2 separate regions of the Homo sapiens genome follow, and region 1 is linked to region 2. Evidence: chromatin contacts called from ENCODE Hi-C or POLR2A ChIA-PET data. All regions are on one chromosome and are shown on one strand. The core of a region is the stretch at or near the end of the contact, and the rest is flanking DNA. Distances in the headings are between cores, read along the strand shown.

Region 1 (3,485 bases), core at 468-2,967, 280 kb before region 2:
GTTCAATAAAGATATATGATTTTGATGATGATACATTTTATTGAAGAATGACTAAATAGGAAGTGGCTGTTTAAAGAAATTTGATATGCTATAATTAATTTGAAATAAATAAATCAACAAATAAGGCACATCTTAGAGATTCTATGAAAGTTAGTGTACACCTATCTGAACAAGCTGATCAACTAAAACTATAATAGCTCTTAATGGATCAAATTTATTTGAAATTTTAAGTAAAAGTGCTTGATTACTGACAATATGAAACTCTCATATTTCAAATGACATACTGTATAATGATCAGTGATCCCTACCAAATCCTAAGTAATGAAATCAACTGATCCTAAATATCCACTGAAAAGAGCATGGGATAGGACTAATGTTTGAAGGAAAGCTTGGAACCAAAGCCACCAGCTTACTGATGCTCATTTATAACTAAATCCACTGATTATGTCCCGCCTTAGTTAATAAAACTGAATTCAAACTAACCAGCATACTTTGAATCAAAGATCTAACTTATTATACCAACCAACCCAACATTCCAGTTCAAAAATTAAGCAAGTAGAAACAAATGTGAACCACAGCACTATACATCCTGCCAAGCTGGAGGGCAATTTACTTGGCACCTGCCTTTTTGAATTACATTAACCTTACTATGAGAGAGATTACAATTTTCAAATTTTCACTGAAAGTGAAATTGACATAATACATTAGTGGTGCACTTAGTATTATCTCTACAGCAAGAAAACTAATTACATGTAAGGGGGCAATGATAAAGTATTTCATTACATTCGTCAGACGATCAAGTGCACAACTTTTATATCGCAGTCATCACTGACATTCCAGTAGTAAGATCGAGTGTAATAATAATTATACTTACTCTTTAATTATAGCCACTTCTTCACTTAATATGTCATTTATAAACCTCCTGTACTGCCGTTTTTTGAAATTAAAAATGTTTTAAATAAAATCATAGTTAAATAGTGCGGGGCTTTTTATAGTAGTGATACAGATTCTAACCAAATATGCAACTGATGACTTTATTTGGATAGCGAGACCAGCCACAAACTGCTACGATTTTAAATTATGTGGTGCTATTTTTATGTTTTAAAAATTAGAGTAATTCCACCACCAAACACACAAAAAAAATAAAAAAAAAAACAGGTTAAAAATCCAGACACACTTGTGATATTTAGTTTAAAAGCCCTCTTGCAGAAGAGATTTTGAACGACAAAGTGCTACTAACTAGCGATAGGAATTTCCTAAATTCAGTCTTTTCCCAGCATGACTTAGCAATGACTTCAGTGTCAGAGATGTAATACAATGAGTTGACACTGAGGCATTAACATGATCTTGAGTCTTCAATTAAAGAGAGAAATGCTATTGAAAAATCTAGTTCATAAAATCATCTTGTCATTAATATACATTTTCAATGGGTTTAGGTTAGAAATAATGCCCACTAACATTTTCTAAAAAGTTTTCACTTGTTTACAATGGGCACGATTATGAAGGACTTTTACCAGAATCCACTCACCAGAAAAATGAACAGCATTGCAACTACTCTGAAGAAACTCCAGTCCATCTCTGCTGGATTCTCTTACATCCAAGACCAAGGGAGTTTTGTTTGTTCTTCTCTGTTCTTTTTCTTTCTCCCACTCAGCTGGTGTCTGATTAAAATAATTTCTCAGTAGATGTTCTTACATGCAGGCTTTGAGGTGTTTCTGCCTTCCTCTGGGAGAAGGACTGAAGGTACGTATAACCAGTCTGGATCCCCACCCTAAAAACTTGGGCTGGTCTCACTGAAATGCTTGACAAGATCATCATTGCTCCCAGGTAAAAACTTGGGGACACACCCTTCCTCCAGCTGAAAAGCGACTCTTGATGGGGCAAGGAAGATTCACTCCTTTACTGAATGTTTTCAGTGGCAGGCTCTTAAAGTGAACAGAAATACCGAGGGTTATACAGGTGATGGGGGCTTCTCACCCCATGCTTTCTTTACAGGTGGTTTAGTTTCTCCCCATATTAAACAGGCAGGTATAACTTGAATGCTCATCTTATTCATTCCATTATCTGTTTGTAGCCAAACCCTCAGGTCATAGTAGAAAATGACAAACTTTCCATTTTAGTAGATGTTGGGAAAGTTTCAGTTATTTTCGGTTGTTAAGAGACAGAAAATATGCTAATGCAAGACTGAGATTTTTTAAAGTTATTAATTCAAACAAGTAAAACCATGATACTTACAATTATTAGATCCTCTGCATAAGTCACAATTCCCATTAACTGACCAGCCTTCAGTCTAAGGAATCCTCCATTTTCCCTCTAAAGAAATTATTTTCTCTCCCTAATTATTTTTCTTTCTTTATGATTCTTTTATTAAATGCAACAAAATAAAAATTTAAATATTACTAAACTTAAGGGTGAATAGTGAGAACCACCAATTAAAATCCTGATAATAACTTTAAAAATGAGATTCGGTGCCTGAAATACTAATGAAAACACAGAAAGCTGCTCAGCAGGTGAGGTGGGTTAAAAGTCAATGACAATTCCTAAGCACAGAGCCAAGAATCTGTACAGCGAGCCAATTAGAACATAGGGAATACACTGAAGAAATGGCTGCCTACACAGGTAGACGGGAAACTGAATGCAGCCCTGAGGTTTGTGAAAATAAATAGCAACCTTCACAGGGCAGCATTTGGACATATTTTTGGACTCTCTTCTCTTCCCCTGGCAACGTCTAGTATAAATATTGTGAGTGGCAGGAAGCTCATAGACACTGGACACCCTCAGAGTTTGAAACGGCTACTTAGAACAAGAGACCTACCTGATAAGATGTTGATTATGGTCAAAAAGATACTCAAAATGTCTCCAAAAGGAAGAAAATCTCTGAGGGTCAGAGGGTCTATAGAAGGCTGTCATTTCACTACAGATTTGTGGCAAAGAAGATGTGTGGTTTGAATTTCCATATTATCCATCATACAGTGTGGAGGGGAGGAGATAGGCTGCCCATGTTTATTTGCAGTGAATAAGAATGTTTATGATTGTAAATAGCAGATGTAAATAAATAAAATTTAGAAAGATGAGCTGGCCGATTTTCTCTAATGAGAAATGTCAAATAAAATAGACTGTATTAACCTATGACTTAGTCTGAGCAATATATTAGTATCATGTTGTCTGACCATGAATAGCAGAAGACTCACTGGGCACCAGAGACAACTGCACCTACTCTTGCAGCTTTCCAGTGGCGAGTCAATGTTTTATGCATCTCGGATTCTGGGCATGATGCTAGGGCATGCATGGGGGCCTCCTTCATCCATTAAATTACCTTTCCTTAAACCTAACCCTGGCTCCACCCCTAACTCAATGCCTTGCTCCAACAATCCTATATGACTAGGGGATTCATAAGGCAGCAATCTCTCAAACATCTTTCTGGAGAGGAGGTGTGATAGAACTCCAATACTGCAGAGCAGCGTCTGTCTTGGCAGTTACATGAG
Region 2 (3,337 bases), core at 378-2,877:
CCCTTCACTCTAACAGTGAATTCAAAGTGGTGAGGGAGGGAGATTGGTGCTAGCCATCTCCTTTACTCATCTAAGTTCAAGAAAACCATTCTACTTGAGTTTCTGAGGGCTGGGGGGCTGGAAGTGACTTTGAGAAGCTTTCTCTGAGGTCATGCTGGAGGCACGTGGAGGATGGGAGGTGAAAACCCTGGAGTGGAGAGAAGTTTGGAGAACTTTCTCTGAGACTGGAAGAGCTCTTACATACAGAGACCTCCACTGACGGGTGCCTGGGAGATTCACACTGGGAAGCTCAACTTAGAGTGTCTGAGCCCTTAAAGCTGAGCCTCATGAGTTTCAGGGAAGCCCCAGACTTCAGGGAATACATGGCTTAGACGACGAGGAGTCTATTAGACTTGAGCCAGAGTGAGATGAATGAAGGTCATAACACCCTTTCATGATTAATTGGCTGTCTGAAATTCCCGACCTTGCAACTTTTGAATGGACTTCGAGGAGTAGCATCTCATGTCTGAGAGGGATTTCCTCCTGAATCCAGTAGATGGGAACTCGGGGAACTTAAAATTCAGTTTAGGGAGAAATAAGAGGATGTCCCCCTGGTGTTACAAACGACATCTCTATTAAAAAGTGTAGCCTACTGGGCTAGGAATGATTGTCTTTCGTCCCTTTCTGACTTTGAATTATTTCCGACAGGAACTAGATTTTCTGCATTTCCTTTCTTCCATGCCCTCACACAAAGCTTGGCCGACTTCGGGCCCTGATAAATAGTCGTTGCATGATGTAGAATCTGTAAGCCTCGTTTTAGAAGGTTTTGTGTGGTAGATATTCCTTTGACCACCTGAAAAATTTCATTTTGGTACCAGTAAGTAGTAAACCAATAATTCACATCTAAGAACAAAGTCGTTTTTAGAAGGTTCATATGAGTCCCCCAAACTGACAGTTAATAGAGCGCTGAGTGTAATCACTCATATTTTGGGTGCGTAAAAATGGTTAGATTAGAATTTCTTAAATTTGGTTTTAATTTCTGACATGCCAAAAACTGTTTATCATGCCATCTGGGATAAATTCCTTCTGTCGTGTATTTTGTCATGTTAGTCAAATCCGGAGAGAATACAGTACATGTATTTTGCTTTAATCTGAAAACATTGGCAGAATTTGTTCAGACGTCGAAGGGGAGATCCGCTGATCCAATGACAAGGGTGTTCCTGGCATCCAGCAGAGCCCGTGTCGAGGCAGGGATCCCTGCGGGCGGATTGGGGTTCTGCATTGAGATGCACCGCGCAGCGCCGGCGATGGGGCCGCCCTGGGACGATCTGGGCTGCCAGGGCCTCTCTGCGGGCCGGGCGGGGCGGCAGCGCCGCGGGGCAGCCGAGGGGCGTGGGAGAACTGGCAGAGGGTGCGCCAGAGACCGCTTTCCCGAGCGCGAACGCCCGGGTGGCTGCTGGGGAGCAGAGGGGCAGGCTCGGGCAGCTCCTCAGCCGCGCCGGCGATGATAAAACTTGAGAAATAACAAGGAGTGGCCTCTCCGCGTCCTCTGGGTCCAATCCGGTTTCAGAAGTGAAGTTGCTCCCGGGCAGGCAAGCCTGAGAGAGGCCAAATACACTTAAAAACAAGCAGCGGCGAGAAAAGCACCTCCCGCGCCCTGCACCTCGGCAGGTCTCGCTCTCGGCACCCTCCCGGCGCCCGCGTTCTCCTGGCCCTGCCCGGCATCCCGATGGCCGCCGCTGGGCCCCGGCGCTCCGTGCGCGGAGCCGTCTGCCTGCATCTGCTGCTGACCCTCGTGGTAAGCCAGATCTCGCCGGATAGGGCTGGGGTGGGGACGGGGGTGGATCCGCCCTGGACGCTGCACGGAGCTGGGGACAAAGCGGGCCGAAACGTGACAACCGCGGCTCAGATCAATGCTGCGGGTCTGGTAGCAGCCCCAAGTTCGGGCCTGCAGGAGTGAGGAGAGAAAACGTGTGTTTGCGGGTCGACTCTGGACTGAGCTTTTTGTTTTGAGACAAGGTGTTCGATTGTTGGAATTCTGAGTCGCGCTCAGGCTTCGCTGCGCTCTGGCGGGCGCCGTCGCGGGTTGGGCAGGGGGTTGGGATTCACGCTTCTCCCCAGGTGGTGGAGCTGGTGGTGATGGTGGTTGGAGGGCGCCTTTGGGTGGAGAGGATCCCTGAGAGCTCAAAGCACAGACTTGAAAAGGGATTTAGGGGCTGCCCCCTCCCCAGCTCTGGGTCGCAGTTGACCCGGATTGGTTCGTTAGTGAGTGGAGCCGGGGCTGTGTCCCTGGGTCCCTTGGTGGGGCTGCCCCTGAGAAGTGGGTTTCTCGGTATCTCCCCTAAAGGGTATTCAGAAGCTCACCCAAGCGGTCCACCCCCGCCAGCCACCCAGCTGGGGGCGGGATGTGCCGGGGGCGCGAAAGTGTGGGAAGACCGGGCCAGAATGGGGGTTGGGGTCGTGTTGTGTTTTGGGGATGCTGCCGAGGTGTGGAGGCGGGTAGAGGGTGACAGTGGTGGGGGATGATGGATGCGGTGGGGTTGCGTCGTACTTACTCCGGCTCCGGGGAGGACTGCGCGGCCGGAGCACAGCCTGGGGTTTCGAGTCTACGGAAACCTGCCGCCCAGGACGAAATCCTCTAGGAGAGGAAGTTAGAGACGATGCTCTGAGAACACGGGAGACTTGAAGTGTTCGGAACTCTGGCGGCGCGGTTACACGCGAAGCTTCAGGCTTCAACAGAGTTTCATTCCGCACGCCCAGAAAGGAGCCGCGGACCCGCGACTTACCCGCATCCATGGATGCGCATGGGGTCCGATGGGAGCGAGGTCTATACCCGCGTCGGCAGTGAGCCGAGTCTGGTCTCGCGGATTCTTACTGCTTCCTGGCCCTCCACCCTGGCAAGTGGGAGTGGGTCCAAGGGTTGTCCTCCCTTAAGGTCAGCGAGGTATGAATATGGGATTGGTAGTTATGATCTACGATATGTTTATGGAGAAGGAATTGGACAAATAAGCGCATCCATTTGCCCGGGAACTGTTCCAACAAAGTATCTGAGCTTATGAAGTGACTACAAATGGAAACGGCTTAGAGAATGTGTTCTTTTGTAATATATTTAAAAGCATTTTCAGCTTTTCAGTTTACAAGCATGCATTTGGGGTTTTGTGTTTCCTTTGCGAAGGGATTGAGGATGGGGAACGAAACTACGGGTGCTGCTCTCAGAATTTCTCGCATTCGCTCGAGGCTCCCAGAGGCCATGGAAGACCAGGAGCTTTCCCGGCAAGGCATGGGTGGGGGTGTCGAGCTGTGGCAAGGAAGAAGGTGCGCGTAAATCTAAACGGAGGAAGCTTCAGCTTTGATCTAG

The links. Hi-C counts contacts between places; a loop is a spot of excess contacts on that map. ChIA-PET counts read pairs that join two places held with the same protein, here RNA polymerase II (POLR2A).
Region 1: a loop to region 2 is called in a map of lower leg skin, with 5 times the contacts of the local background. The contact joins the promoter of DSG1 here to the promoter of DSC3 in region 2. A Hi-C loop is called at or near these places in 1 of 168 maps with a recorded cell type or tissue (lower leg skin). POLR2A ChIA-PET finds 5 or more read pairs at or near these places in 2 of 52 experiments (MCF 10A and activated T-cell).

Annotation. Positions count from the first base shown.
Region 1 is chr18:31,316,392-31,319,876 of GRCh38, reverse strand. It overlaps DSG1 (desmoglein 1), which reads right to left and starts at 1,717. Exons shown (of 15, transcript NM_001942.4): 1 at 1,529-1,717. The coding sequence starts at 1,576.
Region 2 is chr18:31,041,032-31,044,368 of GRCh38, reverse strand. It overlaps DSC3 (desmocollin 3), which reads left to right and starts at 1,627. Exons shown (of 16, transcript NM_001941.5): 1 at 1,627-1,777. The coding sequence starts at 1,709. It overlaps LOC124904345 (a long non-coding RNA gene), which reads right to left and starts at 2,836. Exons shown (of 2, transcript XR_007066445.1): 1 at 2,535-2,836; 2 at 1-1,927.